Linked DNA regions of Homo sapiens: region 2 is linked to region 1. Evidence: chromatin loops called from intact Hi-C (ENCODE). Cell type or tissue: PC-3. All regions are shown on one strand. Each heading gives the region's core, and the rest is flanking DNA. Links, peaks and the distances in the headings are about the cores only.

The links. Hi-C counts contacts between places; a loop is a spot of excess contacts. Peaks named below come from ENCODE experiments on the same cell type or tissue, not always from the same donor. Only the 100,000 strongest peaks of a DNase experiment are listed, where the experiment ranks them.
Region 2: it touches region 1 in a loop (7-fold over the local background); 3 of 110 quality-filtered maps call a loop at or near these places.

Annotation. Positions count from the first base shown.
Region 1 is chr11:124,834,029-124,842,352 of GRCh38, reverse strand. MSANTD2-AS1 (MSANTD2 antisense RNA 1) reads right to left here. Exons shown (of 5, transcript NR_103862.1): 5 at 7,866-8,324. Among named protein-coding and RNA genes, the nearest start is that of ROBO3, 27 kb to the left of the region's middle. In PC-3, for the core only: CTCF peaks have their summits at 4,701 and 5,145 (motif pointing right); DNase peaks (open chromatin) are centred at 4,702, 5,212 and 7,682; H3K4me3 peaks cover 2,422 bases; H3K27ac peaks cover 2,421 bases; H3K27me3 peaks cover 3,234 bases.
Region 2 is chr11:124,893,258-124,901,581 of GRCh38, reverse strand. It overlaps ROBO4 (roundabout guidance receptor 4), which reads left to right and starts at 3,717. Exons shown (of 18, transcript NM_019055.6): 1 at 3,717-3,856; 2 at 4,321-4,650; 3 at 4,912-5,069; 4 at 5,264-5,384; 5 at 5,670-5,797; 6 at 5,897-6,125; 7 at 6,389-6,501; 8 at 7,213-7,381; 9 at 7,537-7,722; 10 at 7,852-7,894. The coding sequence starts at 3,787. All of the region lies in intron 1 of LOC107984406 (a long non-coding RNA gene), which reads right to left. RefSeq lists an enhancer at 3,202-3,824. In PC-3, for the core only: CTCF peaks have their summits at 1,964 (motif pointing left) and 3,253 (motif pointing left); DNase peaks (open chromatin) are centred at 871, 1,641, 2,631, 3,061 and 1 weaker place; H3K4me3 peaks cover 1,799 bases; H3K27ac peaks cover 4,661 bases.

The sequences.
Region 1 (8,324 bases), core at 63-8,062:
AAGGAGCTAGCCATGGCAGAGCCCAGGACATGAGGAGCCTTGTGTGCTGTGCTAATGTTGACTTCGATGTAACCTAAAGGCAATGAGCAGTTAGTGACGGATTTTAAAGCCAGAGAGTGACATGGTTAGACATATGTTTTGGAAAACCTCATTGCGAGTGAGGAGGATGAGTTGGAGGAGGACAGGAATGGAGGAAGGGAGGCTAATTAGCAGGCTAGGTGGCTGATTGGATGTGGGAGGCAAAAGAGGGAGTGGAGTTTGGAATATTCCCAAGTTTCCTCTGCAAGGTGTGTTTGCAAATGGGGAGGAAGGTTATCTTGAAGTGGTCCCAGGTCTCTGGCTCAGCTCAACTTGCAGGTAAGGCAGAAACCAGCTGGTCTTCCCTGTTTGCTTTACCCTCGTCTTGGTAGGCAGCCAGGAGACTTGTCTTCCAGTCTCAGGAAGGTAAGCTACTTCATCAGCTCTCTCATCTATAAGGTGAGAGACTTGGATTGGATCTGCTTTACAGACTTACTCCTGCAGGGCAGGGGGTCCAGGGTCTAAGAAGATCAAAGCATGCCAAGGCAAGAATGAATGCCTACTGAAGGAGGCAGTGCCCCTCAGCCAAAGTCTGCTCTAGTCTTGCTGGAAAAGGACTCAAGGTTGCCAGATATTCTACAACGGAAGCCAGAGGTCAATGTTTTTAATATGACATCTTCTAATTTTAAAATGCCCAATCAAAATATACTTGGTTTGAAACACATGAGATATATTTAAATCCATTTGTTCATAAGTGATTTAAAAAAAATCGTTGGTCACCATTAGGGGAATCTGAGGAATCACCTCATTATTTTGATAAATAATAAGGGAAAGAATCAAGCATTTATCCTGCCTTTCCTATTTGACGTGTACCTCTGCATAAACAAATCATTGATGACAGATTCTCTTTAGAGAAGTATTCAAGCTCATAAATGAAGAGTGAATCATAGAACTAGAATGTCACAACTTGGCAATCCCTAATGAAATAATGGGTCTAGACAATGGTCATCACTGACAAGCAGACATTACTTTGGATCGAATTAAACTATGGTCTATGAATTATTCTTTAAAAAATCCAGCATTAATTGATCAAGCCTCTATATCTAACAACCAATTTACAGGAAATGTAGAGGTAGAAGAACATGTTAAATGGCACCATGGGGATACATTTAACAAAATCCAGACTGTGGAAAATTCTACAGAACAAATGATCTGGTTTATTTAACAAATAAATTTCCAGGAAAAAAAGAGATTAACTGGGGGATTATCCGATTAAAGGAGAGAATGCACTGTGGAGATTCATTTGGATCCCAATTTGAACAATAAAGAAAAATAAGACAATTGGGGAAGTTTGAACATTGACTATATATTTGAGGACAAGGAATTATTGTTTTAGGTGTGATATTGATATTATTATGCTATTTAAAAGAATTCTTATCTTTTAGGACTACTTTTTAGTACTTAAAGAAGAAATGATAGGATTTCTGAGATTTGCTTCAAATTCTGGAGGAGAGTGGGAGAATAGATGAAGGAAGATTGCCTTTGAATAGATTAAGTGCTGGCTGAAACTGGGTGGTGGGACTATGGGGGTTTATTATAGCATTCTCACTAATTTATATATATTTATGATCCACAATATGCTATTATTCATGATGGAAAGTTTAAAAAACACTTTATGGACCAAAATGTGTTGGTGGCCTGGATTTGGTCCACAGGCTGCCAGACTGTGGCCTCTAAATCTGATGACACTTCAGCTTCCATCCAACTGTAAATTGCCCGTGAGTCCAAACCATCAGTGGTAGGACCCCTTACTACTAGACTTTGATTCCCCAAACCTTTTTCTGGTCCCTTGTCAGGTCCTTTCCCAGAGGTTCCCATCCCACAGGGAACGCGGTAGTGTGGCAGAGAGGAGCATTAAACAAAGCCATGACGACCAGCCAGAGTTCCCTGGGACGGAAGATACCAGAGGATTGGGGTGCTTAGGATTGGGGTGCTTGGAGCAGGGCGTCTGGAGCTGTCACAGACTAGCGCTGCTCCTCTATCCAATTCTCTAGCCTCCGTGTTGAAGATACACACTGCATCCGGCCAGACCCACTTTTTACCTGAGCATTCCAGAGCCCAGCCAAGGCAAAGACATCTACTACCCAGGAAAAAAATAATAATAAAAGGCTGAAGGCTCCCCTGCGGAGTTCGGGTTAGAGAAGAGGGTGGTCAGTCTCAGGGAGACAGAGCGATTGGGGCAGAGGAGGGGAGAGAGTGAAAGTCCCCTTGTCCGAAGGCACGTGAGAAGGACAGTGCAGCAGACGGGCACGGAGCTATTTCCGTGCGGTCTCTTGTCTTATTGCATGTCCCCCCGCCCCACGCAGTGAACTACCCTTCCCTTGGCACGTGTCTGCGGCGCTGGCTGCTCATTTAGAAACGAAGGGGCCAGCTCGCAGAGTGCATCGCGCGGGCGGCCGCAGAGGGGACGCACAATAGGCAATCAGCGGCCGCGGGGCGGGAGGGGAAGGCGCGGGGGCGCTGCCGGGGGCGCCCGTAGCCTGCGCGCTCCAAGGGCGCTTCCATCCCTCCCCAGCCCCGGGGCCTTTTATTGTTCGCTGGACCAGCTCCTGTTCGTCGGACTGGCGCTGGCGTGGGAGGTTTGGCGAGAGGCGGTCTAGGCCGTTGCCCAGCCCGGGATCCTGCGTGCAGGCGCGCCCTCCACTCGCCCGCGCTCCCACCCAGGTGTCCGCGTGCGGGGATTAGGCGGCCCGCCGGGCTCCCGCCTCCTCCATCAGCCGCTAATGGGCCGTCCTCGGCCTGGCCCCCGCGCCATTGTGTGCGCGTGGGGGTGACGCCGGGTCTCCGCGGCGCGGTGGAGGGTGACCGCGCGCCGCTGCCACCCCGCTTCACACCTGCTCCCCGCCCCCAGCCCCGGCCGCGCTTCGTGTTCCCTCCCTCCCCGCGGGAGGGGTCTCAGCTGGGGCTGCAGTTGGTAAAGAGGCCGTGGAGAGGCCGGCGGCGGCCCGAGGAGGAGCCATAAATTTGGAGCAGATGCGGCCTGACAGTCACCCAGCCCGGGGAGGTGGGGGAGGGCTCTACGCCCCTCCCAGGCCGCGTCTTCTGGTTTGCAGCTGAGTTAGATGGATTCCAGGCCGAGGTGACCCGGGACTTTGGACACACGGAGCCTGTGCTCCTCACTCCCCCACCTCTGCCGGCCGCCCATTGTGTGCCCACGTGCAGGGAGAAGGAATAGGGGGCAGGGACATGTCTGCATTGGCTTATGATTTTCCCCCTAAAAAATGTCGTTTTCCAGCAGAGACTGTGACAAAGTCGGCCACCCTGGCTCTGAGCTGGCGCTTTTTGACAGCAGCCAGAGAAAAATATGGAAGATAGTAGAAGCAAGCTTCAGCTGTTCATTCTGCACTATTTTTTAAGTGCCTGTTTTGTGCTAGAAAGGTAAGGAGGCACAGGCATACAGGATGGGGAGATGGGAAAAGGTGGCGGAAAAAATACCAAGGACTAATACTTGCCATACTATAAGTATTGTGTGTACTGTAATTCTGCACATTAAATAGTATTTTCCTTTAGAAAGTGGCAGTTCCTCCAGCAGAGGAGGGAGCAGGGTGCAGTGTCTCGGGGGGTTGATGGAGTTCGCTCTCAATCCAGGTATCCCATCCACAAATATATGCGTGTCAGGGGTGCTTTCCGCGGATCTGGAAGGGAGTGAAAAGAGCTGGAGCTGCACCCAGGTGGGGTGGACACAGCCCTATTTATCTTATTTGCTCTGGGTACTGTAGGGATTCTTCTCTAGTGTCGCTTTAATTGAAGACTGAGTCTCCCATCTGAAGATCTTGTGACCAAGGGTGATTGGAGGGTCAGTGTCCACAAAGCTGGTGCTCAGTTGGCAAAAACCTCTGCCACCTCCCTTTGTGGCTGTTCTCTGCTCCCTCTAACACTCTGGGCTGGACTGGGTAACTAGATTGGCTTCTAGGACCCATTGCTTCTCCCCTTAGCTCCCACTCCGACAAGTCTCCCTGGTCTGTGCCCAGAGGATCACCCTAAGACTAGAGCAAGCTTGTGCAACCCACGGCCCATGGGCCGCATGCAGACCAGAACACCTTTGAATGCGGCCCAACACAAATTCATATATGTTCTTAAAACATGATGAGGTTTTTTGCAAAAAAAAAAATTTTTTAGCTAGTGTATTTTATGTGTGGCCCAAGACAATTCTTCTTCCAATGTGGCAGGGAAGCCGAAAGATTGGACACCCCTGGACTAGAGATTCACAGCTTGCATGAAAATCACCTGGAGGCCTTATTAACCCTGCCCTACAGTTTCTGATTCCTTTGATCTGGGGTACGGGCAGAGATATTGCATTTCTGAAAGTTTCCCAGGTGGTGACAGTGGTGATACTGGGGGCCACACTTTGAGAGTACTGGCCTACAAGGAAAGGAAAATAGGGGCAGGTGAAAAAAGGAAGGAGCTGAAGTCTTCAGTGCTGGAGGAGGTTACTGGAAGCTGAAGCTCTCCAGGGTACTTGGGTATCTTCACCCTCTGTGAGGGATCCATAGGCCAAATCCCCAAATAATTGTGGACATATTCCAGAATTCATATTCTAGTATTCGAGTGTGTGTGTGTGTGTGTGTGTGTGTGTGTGTTTCTGAAGACTTAGCACTCCCCCTAATGGCTTCAGATGATTCTGCACTCTCCTCAGCCTTTCAACGGGAAGCAAGAATTACTCTTATTTTCCCAGCCTAACTTGGTTATCCACTCCCATCTCTTTGTCACTGATGGAGCGGGGCATTGTCTTACACATTTGTTTACAAATTGAAGAGCATAGTTTTTTTTTACACAATAGTTTGTGTACTAATGAATGAATTAGTGCTATCTTTCCTCTTTAGGAGAACCTTGTTCTCCTAAAATCTACCTTAAGTCACATTTGAAGTGTTGTAGAACCACCTACCAGTGTTCTAAAACACTTCAAATGTGTTCATAGGGAATGAGTTCCAGATGGTTGCCTAAAAATTCTCCCCAAGGTGTCGGTGCCGTTGTCATCAGTTGGGAACTTTTGGCTGGCGGCAAGCACAACCCGAGTCAGAGGTTAAGGATGGATTTGCAAAGTGGAATTTTTAAGTGTGGTATATGGACAGATCAGATGAGAAAATCAAGTGGCATTTTATTTCTCACCACCAGGTGGCAGACCTAACCTCATTAATGAGAATCATCCCTAGACTTGAAGCCTGGCCTGAATTCTACTTTTTTCATATATGAGCCAGGGCAAAAGAGCTGTTTCTCTACTTAAATGACTCAGAAATTTGGGGTAGGGAGAACAATGCTTGAAAATATCTTTGTAGGCCGCGGTGGCTCACGCCTGTAATCCCAGCACTTTGGGAGGCCGAGGCGGGTGGATCACGAGGTCAGGAAATCGAGACCATCCTGGCTAACACGGTGAAACCCCGTCTCTACTAAAAATACAAAAAATTAGCCGGGTGTCGTGGCGGGCGCCTGTAGTCCCAGCTACTTGGCAGGCTGAGGCAGGAGAATGGCGTGAACCCGGGAGGCGGAGCTTTGCAGTGAGCCGAGATCGCGCCACTGCACTCCAGTCCGGGCAACAGAGCGAGACCCCGTCTCAAAAAAAAAAAAAAAAAAAAAGAAAATATCTTTGTAACTGCCGCCAATGTACTTGAGTAATCCCTTGAGCTTCCTGATCCGTGAGGAAGGGCTCGCTGATACTTTTTTTTCCTTCTGGAAAGAGGGAAAACATATGGATGTAACAAAATGGGTTACTTAAGAAAAATGTAAGCGATCTAACTTCTAACCAGAGGTTTCTGCCAGGGCATAAACACATGGCAGCCCTAAACAGCTTTGCAGGCACATGGCTTCCTTCACTTCCAGCCCGTCTGGCAGGCACCCTCTTAATTCCTACCAACTTAATTCCTACCACCCGAGTTCTTTGTTCTGTCGCCCATATTGAAGTTTCCTCAAACTAAAAATGAAAGCTTTATTATAATTCTGGAATCTACTCAGGGCCTTCTTAACTAAATTCTAACTTGCAGTATACGGACATGTAGTTGATCTCTCCTTTATCCCAAATGATCTTGACCCTCAGATCATAGTCAACGTATAAATTAAATTCAACCTAAATTATATAACTATAGCAAGGGTTACACACACACAGCAAGAATGCAGGACGGGCGCGGTGGCTCATGACTGTAATCTCAGCACTTTGGGAGGTCAAGGTTGGCGGATCACCTTAGATCAAGAGTTCAAGACCAGCCTGGCCAACATGGCAAAACTCCATCACTACTAAAAATATAAAACTTAGCCAGGTGTGGTGGCGTGTGCCTGTAGCCCCAGTTCTCAAGAGGCTGAGACACGAGAATCTGCTTGGGAACCTGGGAACCTTGAACCTGGAAGGCTGAGATTGTAGTGAGCCAAGACTGCACCACTGCACTCCAGCCTGGGCAACAGAGCGAGACTCTGTCTAGAAAAAATAATAATTATATATATATATATATCTTACAGGAGGGGTCAATGAATGTTTTGGGAGAAGGGCAGTGAAGATTTCTGTTCTACACACCTTTCTCATCTCAGGGCTATATTACAGCAGATTCTGACAGTATAGTAGCTTTCTTCACAATGTCAAGATCAGAGCAGATCTATACCTTACATAGAAGACAGAAAATTGACTATACCAACATCAGGTCCTCCAGCATAGGTGGGACATTACCTTTTCAGCCTGCAGGGCTTAGTACTTCTTTCAGCTGATCGGCTTCAGGCCTCTTCCTCATTTTGGAAAGGGCAAATCTCAGGTGCACACTGAAAATCTTAGACTAAGTAGCCTGGTACAGTGGCTCACGCCTGTAATCCCAGCACTTTGGGAGGCCGAGGAGGGTGGATCACGAGGTCAAGAGATCGAGAACATCCTGGCCAACATGGTGAAACCCTGTCTCTACTAAAAATACAAAAATTAGCCAGGCGTGGTGACATGCACCTGTACTCCCAGCTATTCGGGAGGCTGAGGCAGGAGAATCGCTTGAACCCAGGAGGCGGAAGCTGCAGTGAGCCAAGATCATGCCACTGCACTCCAGCCTGACGGCAGAGCCAGACTCCGTCTCACAAAAAAAAAAAAAGAAAATCTTAGACTAAGTAAAACCCTCCAGCCCAGAGTGCTTCTCTGCATTGGGCAATTCACTCTCACTGCCAGAGCTCCCTTATACACTTTAAATGCTTATAAATACACTAACAGACAGAGCCTATGGGAAACAATATAAGAGGATTGGATAGTAAGTATTTGGTTTTTTCTATGTAGTTTGTTAACAGAATCAGTCAAAATATATTTATGGAATGCCCACAGGCTACATAGCATGGTACTTCACCCTTCATTGAAAATCCATTAAAACAATTACTGGGTCATGCCTGGAAACTTTTTTCACAAAGGAATTTTCTTTAGTTGCTGGGTTGACAGGAACTAATTTGAGATGCAAAACTAACAACCCCATTTGAACTAGCAAGCCCTTATGTAAACCACTACAAGTGATATGTTTGAATTTATTCGCACCTGTGCCTGTATATATGGACTTAAAAGCTAAAGATATCGTGGTATTAATATGCATATAAGGGAAGGAGAGTTTTAAAAGTTAGTGAATCATCTTCCACTAATGCTTGGTAAATGTTTACCAAGAAGGTTGTGCCCTGGTTATAGGCCGGTAATGACCACCAATAAATAAAACTGTTTTCACCTCTATAACAGTTATGGAATGTCATTCCTTCTTGCCTTTCATACCAGGAAAACTAGGCTGAAGAAAAAAATCACTTCTTTTTAATCAAGGCAAAAACAGACTCACCCAACCAAAAACCAACCCTTGGTATTTGAAATTAGTTTATTAACATAGGGAGATTTCATATTTTTTTATTGTTTTCTCCCACCACTAACTTTAAGACTTTAACAACCTTTATTAGAATACACACACAGCTATATATATATATTTGGTTCTGTCTTCTCTAAATCATTTGTTTAACAAGGAATTTTTTTACTTAAGGCACTGGTATAGAAAATGTACCCCATTTCTTGCATATCTTGCATGTTATGGGGTCTTGTTAAGTGTTTCCAAGTTTGGTGGAATCACCACCATTTCTACCCCTGGTCCATATTTTTAGTTCCAGATCTTCTCTGCAACCACTATCCCAGTCCAAAACCCTCTACTGTATTCGCTGTCTTCTTAGTGCGGAGGAGAAAGAAAGAGCAGGGTTGGGCAGAGGGTCTTATTCTGCCTTAAAAGAAGGTTATACTTTCTGTCAAAGGATAGAACTCTGACTGACTT
Region 2 (8,324 bases), core at 55-8,054, 59 kb before region 1:
GAGTATTCGATGTGATTTTAGATTCCAAGCACCTAAAATCACCCATGATGTTGATGGGACCAGAAACTAGGGAATAGATGCTGTCCAGTGAAGTGGCCTTAGGGTGAGTTTTCCAGCCAGCTAAGAGGAGGTTTTTACTGTCTTCTCTCTTGACTCAATTTCCCTCCAGCTGTTGGCATCTTGGAACAAACTTGAGAATTTATAGATTGAGACCAAGCAGACTCAAGCAAAAAAGGGGAAAAAACAAGAAGGCAAAAAGTGTGAGTCTCAAATCCAAAAAGAGTATCAAGGGGTAGCTGGGACTGGCTATGGCTGTGTTGGTCAGGCATGCTGATCCCAGAACACTCAAAGGACAACTAACACATATCTAGTGTTTTCAGAGAACTTTCATGTCCATTGTCTGTAAACCTCATGCAGACATTTTACAAATGAGGGCAGTGGGACTCAGAGAGGTTATGTGACTTACTCAAGATTTCTCTGCCAATAAGAAGTGGAAGCAGGATCTCAACCCCAGTGTAACTGACTCCAAATCCCACCTGAGTTTATCCCTTTTTCTCCACCAGCTTGGCCAGCAGGAGTCTCAGATTGCATCTTCAGAGATCACAGAGCAGAAAGCCAAAGAAGCCAGGAGCCAGACATTGAAGAGAAATTTCCTCTGGAGGCTTGCTCAGAAGGGCACCTGGTGCTTCCCCTCTCTTCTCCCTCTTACAAGCAACGAAGGGGGAGTTAGAAAACACAAAACACCAGAACTAGGGATGAAGGAAGGCACTGCTTAAACTGGTCACCAGGACAGCACATCACCAGAGCCCCAGAACAGAGCTTCTCTGAAATAGCAATTGGGGCGGCTCCCACCAAGCCACATCATCCCCATGACTCATGCAGTCGGCTCTTCCTTAGTTTGTGGAAATGAGACAATGAGGATGCGGATGCACCAGGTTGCTGGAAATGAGCCCTGCAGTCTCTGGGAGCCATCCAGACATACCCTACTGTTGGGAAGTCCCCTCGGCCACCACCGCATGTCACTCTGAGTGCCCTGGAGAAAAAGTTCTAGTGTCCTGCAGGAACAACTGAGGAATCTGCCCCTCCAATCACCTTCAGGTGTTAGCACCTAGCTCTCCAAAACCTGGGAGTAGGGTGAGGCTCTGCTGAAGGTGATCTCCAGGCACGGGGCATGTGACTGTGGGGCAGGGGACATTCCTCGGGCTGCAGGAGCCTCTGGGGCTCTGTCCCTGCGGTGCACACAGACCGTTTCACCTCTCCTTTCTCACCCTGCTGAGGACGGGGCTAGTGATGGATTGGAATTCCTTTGAGATTTGCCTTATTTTCCCCTGAGGGAAACCTAGCGTCTTTCTGGATTGTGGAGACTGGAGTAAAATCCAGTTGGCATTAAAACATTAGCGAGCACTTAATTAGTGTCCCCAAAACCAATGTAGAAGCAGAGGAGACTAAAAGCAGACTGCTGACAGTGACATTCTTGATAAGCTGATAGTCAGGGAGTCAGACAGTCTTGGAGGCTTTGTACCTGGGAAATCCCAAATTGGCCTCCTGTGCAGTAAATCCTCCAATCCCACCACATCCTTTCCTGTCTCATCCTCAGCTGACTTCAGTGTCACATGAATCTCCCCTTCATCACTCTGGCCCCACAGATCCTTGACCCCATAAACTCGACTCCATTCTGCCTGCCCCACAATAAATACACGTTAGCTCAGCTTTACGGATCACTCATAATGCATCAGGCACTGGATGCCAGTGGTTTTATGCTTTATGTATTTCATCATTACTTTATCCCTCAAGGTAGGAACTACTATTACTATTTCCATTTTACAGAGAACTACTATTACTATTTCCATTTTACAGATTTGCCCAAGGTCTCCACAGAAGCTGATTTCATCCATCTCTGAGCTGAATATGGACACATCCTGTGGGAATCTCCCAGCTTATCCCAGACGCTCTGAGTCCTTCTTGTCTCCCACCCTACTCCACCTAGTGGTCCATCTGCCCCTGGGGAAATGGACCAGGGCGTTACAATCCACCCCTGCTCCACTTCACTCAGCCTCTCCAGCCTGCAGCCCCACTGCCCTCTGTCCTCAGCTTCTTGCTGTGTCCTGAGACTCCCGGGGTTTTCATTCCTCTCTAGCAGGTGGTAAAGGGATAAGGATTGGGATCCAGGGATAAGATTTAAATAGAGGATTAAGGCTCTGATTGGAGTTATGGTTAGTGTAAGGATACACCCACAGAATTTGGGGTAGGAATTGGGGCCAGAGAACAGAATTTGGGATTTCAGAATTAGAGGTGCCAAGGGTAGTGACATTCTGTTCTCTGGCCCCAATTCCTATCCTTCCAGCTCTGCCACTCCATGACTTTCACTCTGCCTATTCTTTAGCCTCTGCAAACTCCCCAGTTTGTAGAGACCATGGTGTTTCCTTGCTCCAGTTCTGTCTTTGTCAGTATTGGTCTGAGTTTGAGAGGAAAGAGGAGGAGTGAAGGAGACTTCTACTTGGCAGGCTGTTAGTCTGTGGCTGGCACCGAAGCCAGGATGGGAAGGGGGAGGAAGGGAGGGCGTCAGCTGGGTTAGGGGCCCTGCAGAGAAGCTGGCCAGGAACAATTGGGAACAAAGGCTGGATACTCTTCCGCTGAGCCCCAGAGCCTGGCCTTGGCCTTCCGGGAACAGCTCCAGGAAATGGCTGAGATTCCAGATTTGGAAGGAAGAGGCCAGTAAACATGAGCTGGGATCTGACAGGGGAGTGTGGCCTCTGTCTAGGTTGTGGGGGAAAGGAGGCAGCGGGCAAGAGCTGACATTGTAGGCTCAAAACCTGCAAGGCCTGTCTGCTACATATATGGACACAGGCTCTTGGGACTGGAAAGACTCTTAAAAGGTCTTTTACTCCAACCACCTTTCCAGGGCCTGAAAAATACTCCTGCCGAGGATCCTCCAATAGTTTCAGTGATGGGATGGGCCTAAAAAGAAATACACAATGTTGGCTCAGCTTTACGGATCACTCATAATGAGTCAGGCACTGGATGCCAGTGGTTTTATGCTTTATGTGTTTCATCATTACTTTATCCCTCAAGGTAGGAACTACTATTATTATTTCCATTTTACAGAGAAGGAAACTGACTTGCCCAAGTTCTCCACAGAAGCTTATTTCATCCATCTCTGAGCTGAATATGGACACACCCTGTGGTAATCTCCCAGCTTGTCCCAGATGCTGAGTCCTTCCTGTCTCCCACCCTACGCCACCTCCTGGTCCATCTGGCACTGGGGAAATGGATGAGGGTGTTACAATCCACCCCTGCTCCACTTCACTCAGCCTCCCCAGCCTGCAGCCCCACTGCCCTCTGTCTTCAGCTTCTTGCTGTGTCCTGAGACTCCTGGGGTTTTCACTCTTCTCTAGCAGGTGTCAAAGGGATAAGGATTGGGATCCAGGGATAAGATTTAAATAGAGGATTAAGGCTCTGATCGGAGTTTTGGTTAGTGTAAGGATACCCTGTAAGAAATCCCCGAGTAGATCATGAGATAAAGCTTAGCGCTGAAGTTAGGGTCGGGGGTTATAGCTAAATGGTCGAGGTCAGAGAGTTTCTCGCCTCTGGTCTCCTCCCAGTTCTCCAAGGCACTGAGGGCCAGGCAGGAAGCATCGGTTTCCTCAAAGCCGCTTCCCTCCTGGGGCAGAGTCTCGGTCACAAACAACCACCACCGGCCCACCCCGCCCCTCCTTCCCTCTTCACTGTGAGCTCAGAGCAGCAGGACAAAGTGCTCGGGACAAGGACATAGGGCTGAGAGTAGCCATGGGCTCTGGAGGAGACAGCCTCCTGGGGGGCAGGGGTTCCCTGCCTCTGCTGCTCCTGCTCATCATGGGTGAGTTGCTCTCCCTCTCCTGGCCCATGCTCCTCCATCCAAGGCCTGCTCAGGGCAGAAGGGGCCTGCTGACTGCCTGCTTCCCTTTTGCAGTGGGGGGACCAGAGATGAGGATGAGGATGATGATGATGAGTGTGTGTAAGTGTATGTGTGTTTGTGCATGTGCGCACACACCAGAGAGAGAAAGAAGGAAAGAGAGACTGAGAGAGAAAGAAAGAAAGAGAGAAAGTAAGAGAGAGAGAGAGAGAGAGAGAGCGAACATGCTATGCAAGCCCTGGCCTGGATGCTGTGCATGCTGGCCCTCTCTCCTCCTAGCTGGCTTGTTCTTTGGGAGGCAACCTTTAGTAGTTCAGATTACAGGTTTTCTGGCAAACTCGCACACAAGAGAAGACAGATGAGGGGTGGGCCAGGAATTTGGGGTGTTGCTGGTGATCAGACTGGGCTCTGCTCCCTTTCCCTCCCAGGAGGCATGGCTCAGGACTCCCCGCCCCAGATCCTAGTCCACCCCCAGGACCAGCTGTTCCAGGGCCCTGGCCCTGCCAGGATGAGCTGCCAAGCCTCAGGCCAGCCACCTCCCACCATCCGCTGGTTGCTGAATGGGCAGCCCCTGAGCATGGTGCCCCCAGACCCACACCACCTCCTGCCTGATGGGACCCTTCTGCTGCTACAGCCCCCTGCCCGGGGACATGCCCACGATGGCCAGGCCCTGTCCACAGACCTGGGTGTCTACACATGTGAGGCCAGCAACCGGCTTGGCACGGCAGTCAGCAGAGGCGCTCGGCTGTCTGTGGCTGGTGAGGCCTGGGAGGGGAGCTTCAGGGTGGGGCAAACCTGGGTGGAGACATCTGAGCTGAATGTTCAAGGGAACATCTGAGAGGTCAGTGGGATACCTGTGAGCAGAGGCCTGGGCTGGAAGGCTTGGGAGGGCAAGCTGGGGCGGGGCTGGCCCTAAATGGGAGGCCAGGAAGGTGGGCAAAGCAGAAGGGGGCAAGAGTGATAAGGGAGAGAGAAGAGGCCTGGGCCCTGCTCCGTGTCACCTTCCATCCTCCCCACAGTCCTCCGGGAGGATTTCCAGATCCAGCCTCGGGACATGGTGGCTGTGGTGGGTGAGCAGTTTACTCTGGAATGTGGGCCGCCCTGGGGCCACCCAGAGCCCACAGTCTCATGGTGGAAAGATGGGAAACCCCTGGCCCTCCAGCCCGGAAGGCACACAGTAAGTGTGGCCCCCTCCCCCACACTTCATCCTGGCCTGGGCAGACCTGGGTACACCCTGATGGACTGACCTGCCGTCCAGCCCCGCATCCTCCGGTAGAATTTGAGGAGGGGAGAGCAGGGGGCCTCAAACTTCCCCCCAGCTCAGAGCCCCTCCCCACATAGGAGACTTCACAGTGAACCTGGCCCTGACAGGTGTCCGGGGGGTCCCTGCTGATGGCAAGAGCAGAGAAGAGTGACGAAGGGACCTACATGTGTGTGGCCACCAACAGCGCAGGACATAGGGAGAGCCGCGCAGCCCGGGTTTCCATCCAGGGTAAGGGCAGGGGTGGGCTACAATCAGAGCCAGGCTGCAGGCTCCAGTTGGGGTGGTGTATTCTGGTTTGGGCTGGGGTTAAGGTATGTGGGGTCAGGGTCAAAGTGCTGGGGGTCTCACGTAGCGGGAGGTTCCCCCCTGCTAGAGTAGAAATCGGAATGCTCAAGACCTGGAGACTCTGGGAGTTTGGGTTCCCTGGGGTTCCTCCCTGGCTGAGGGATGTTCCACGCCTCAGTTCTGTCACTCTGGCCTATAAGCCCCAGCCCAGCCCTATCCTCCCCACAGAGCCCCAGGACTACACGGAGCCTGTGGAGCTTCTGGCTGTGCGAATTCAGCTGGAAAATGTGACACTGCTGAACCCGGATCCTGCAGAGGGCCCCAAGCCTAGACCGGCGGTGTGGCTCAGCTGGAAGGTGAGGACCAGGTGCTAAGGGTAAAAGCCGATCCAGAGCTCAAGAAAGGGCGTTCCTGAGCTCTCTGACCCCCCGCCCTTCCTCGAAACTCCTTCCCAGGTCAGTGGCCCTGCTGCGCCTGCCCAATCTTACACGGCCTTGTTCAGGACCCAGACTGCCCCGGGAGGCCAGGGAGCTCCGTGGGCAGAGGAGCTGCTGGCCGGCTGGCAGAGCGCAGAGCTTGGAGGCCTCCACTGGGGCCAAGACTACGAGTTCAAAGTGAGACCATCCTCTGGCCGGGCTCGAGGCCCTGACAGCAACGTGCTGCTCCTGAGGCTGCCGGAAAAAGGTCAGGGCCTGATCCCTTCAGAAGCCAACAATATCCCCTCTGGCTCCTTCTTATTTGGGGGCCCCTGGACTGTTCTGCTTCAGTCTTGAGGGGAGATTATGGGTCCTACCCTGGGACTCCCTTCTGCCCTGGCCAGGCCAGCAGAGCTTCAAGAGGCTTCTTGTCTCTTCAGTAGGGTTCTGACGCTGTGTCCCCCAGCCCAGCTCCTTTCCCTAGAGTCCTCTCCCTCAGAGCCCCTCATAGTCTCTCTTCCACCCCTCCAGTGCCCAGTGCCCCACCTCAGGAAGTGACTCTAAAGCCTGGCAATGGCACTGTCTTTGTGAGCTGGGTCCCACCACCTGCTGAAAACCACAATGGCATCATCCGTGGCTACCAGGTACCCCCACTAGCTGTCATAGCCCTTCCTACTGCTGCCAGGACATCTCTTTTCTCTGGAGTTCTGCATACCCTTGCTCTGGGCACTGAGAAAGGTACCTGGGCAGAGAAGCAAAGGAAACCTGCTTTTGCTGAGCAAGGACCCACTGGCTTCCAGACCCTGCCAAGCACTTGACCTCCATGATCCCGTTTTACCTCACAGTCCACCCTGGGGTATTATCCCCAATTTACAGACATGGAAAGTGGGGCAAAGGCCACAGGAATAAGAAACAGAGTAGATCAAACCAGGCTGTGAGTCAGGGAGTGGGGCTCAAAGTTTGACTTCTAGAGCAGCAACATCAGCCTCACCCAGGACCTTGTTAGGAATACAAACCCTCAGATCCTTTCCCAGGCCTCATAAATCAGAAACTCAGAGATGGGCCTGGCAAACTGTACTATAGCAGGCCCCCCTGGTGACTTGGAAGCACGCTGTTGTTTGAGAATTGCTATGTTACATGTGTTTTAGCAGCTTGCTTGTGCCCTTCTACTGTTGATCTAGAGAGAGGTATCTCTCACTTGGTAGGGAGAATAGGAGGGGAATAGGAAATTGGGTGCATTCCCCAAGTGGATGGCAGGGCAGAATAACCACACCCCTGGAGTCTGATCTGCAGATAAAGGGCTTGGCTTCTGGGATGGTGCCTGGGGAAGCTGTTCACCTCTGCTTGTGCCTCAGGTCTGGAGCCTGGGCAACACATCACTGCCACCAGCCAACTGGACTGTAGTTGGTGAGCAGACCCAGCTGGAAATCGCCACCCATATGCCAGGCTCCTACTGCGTGCAAGTGGCTGCAGTCACTGGTGCTGGAGCTGGGGAGCCCAGTAGACCTGTCTGCCTCCTTTTAGGTGAGGGCAGTGCCCACAGACCCACCCTACCCTTCAGCCTGCATCCCGCCTTCCTCTCTCCCTGCTCCCGCCTCACACTTCCAGCTCTTCCCCCTTGCCTGCCAGGCCCTCAATGCCTCGACTCCCTCTCCCTCTGAGCTCTGCATCCCATACAGAGCAGGCCATGGAGCGAGCCACCCAAGAACCCAGTGAGCATGGTCCCTGGACCCTGGAGCAGCTGAGGGCTACCTTGAAGCGGCCTGAGGTCATTGCCACCTGCGGTGTTGCACTCTGGCTGCTGCTTCTGGGCACCGCCGTGTGTATCCACCGCCGGCGCCGAGCTAGGGTGCACCTGGGCCCAGGTGAGAGTCTGAGGGGGACCCACATGTATACAGGCCTCCTCAGCATCCAGCCAGAATGGTGCAGGGGCTTTGGATCTCTGACCAGGTGATCCAGCCTCTGGATTTAGCTTTCCTCCTGCCTTCTCCCAGGTCTGTACAGATATACCAGTGAGGATGCCATCCTAAAACACAGGTGAGAGGTGAAAGGGGAGGTCTGAAGTAAGGGAGGGTGGCAAGGGACAGTGGAGCTGCAACAGAGAAGAATGGAGTACTAGTCTACCTGCCAGGGAGTTTGGGACTGTCGTACATGAATCTCTCCTGTAACTCCAACTGATAGTTCATTTCTCTGTCATTAATATTCCTATCACACCACTTGACAGACTAGTAAACTGAAACTCATAAAACCTTCTAAACCCCCAATCCAGGACTCTTGTCACCCCACCTCTCCTGCTGCCTCACCCGCTAGGTGGAGAATAATCAGCATGAGACGACCACCTCAAATGTCTCATCTTATGCGTGCACCCATGGTCTACCAAGTAGTGCCTTTGCACTCAGTAATTCTCTCACTGAGCCATTGTGCCTACATCATAGTCCACCCGCAGCTCCAGCAGAGGGTGTTCAGT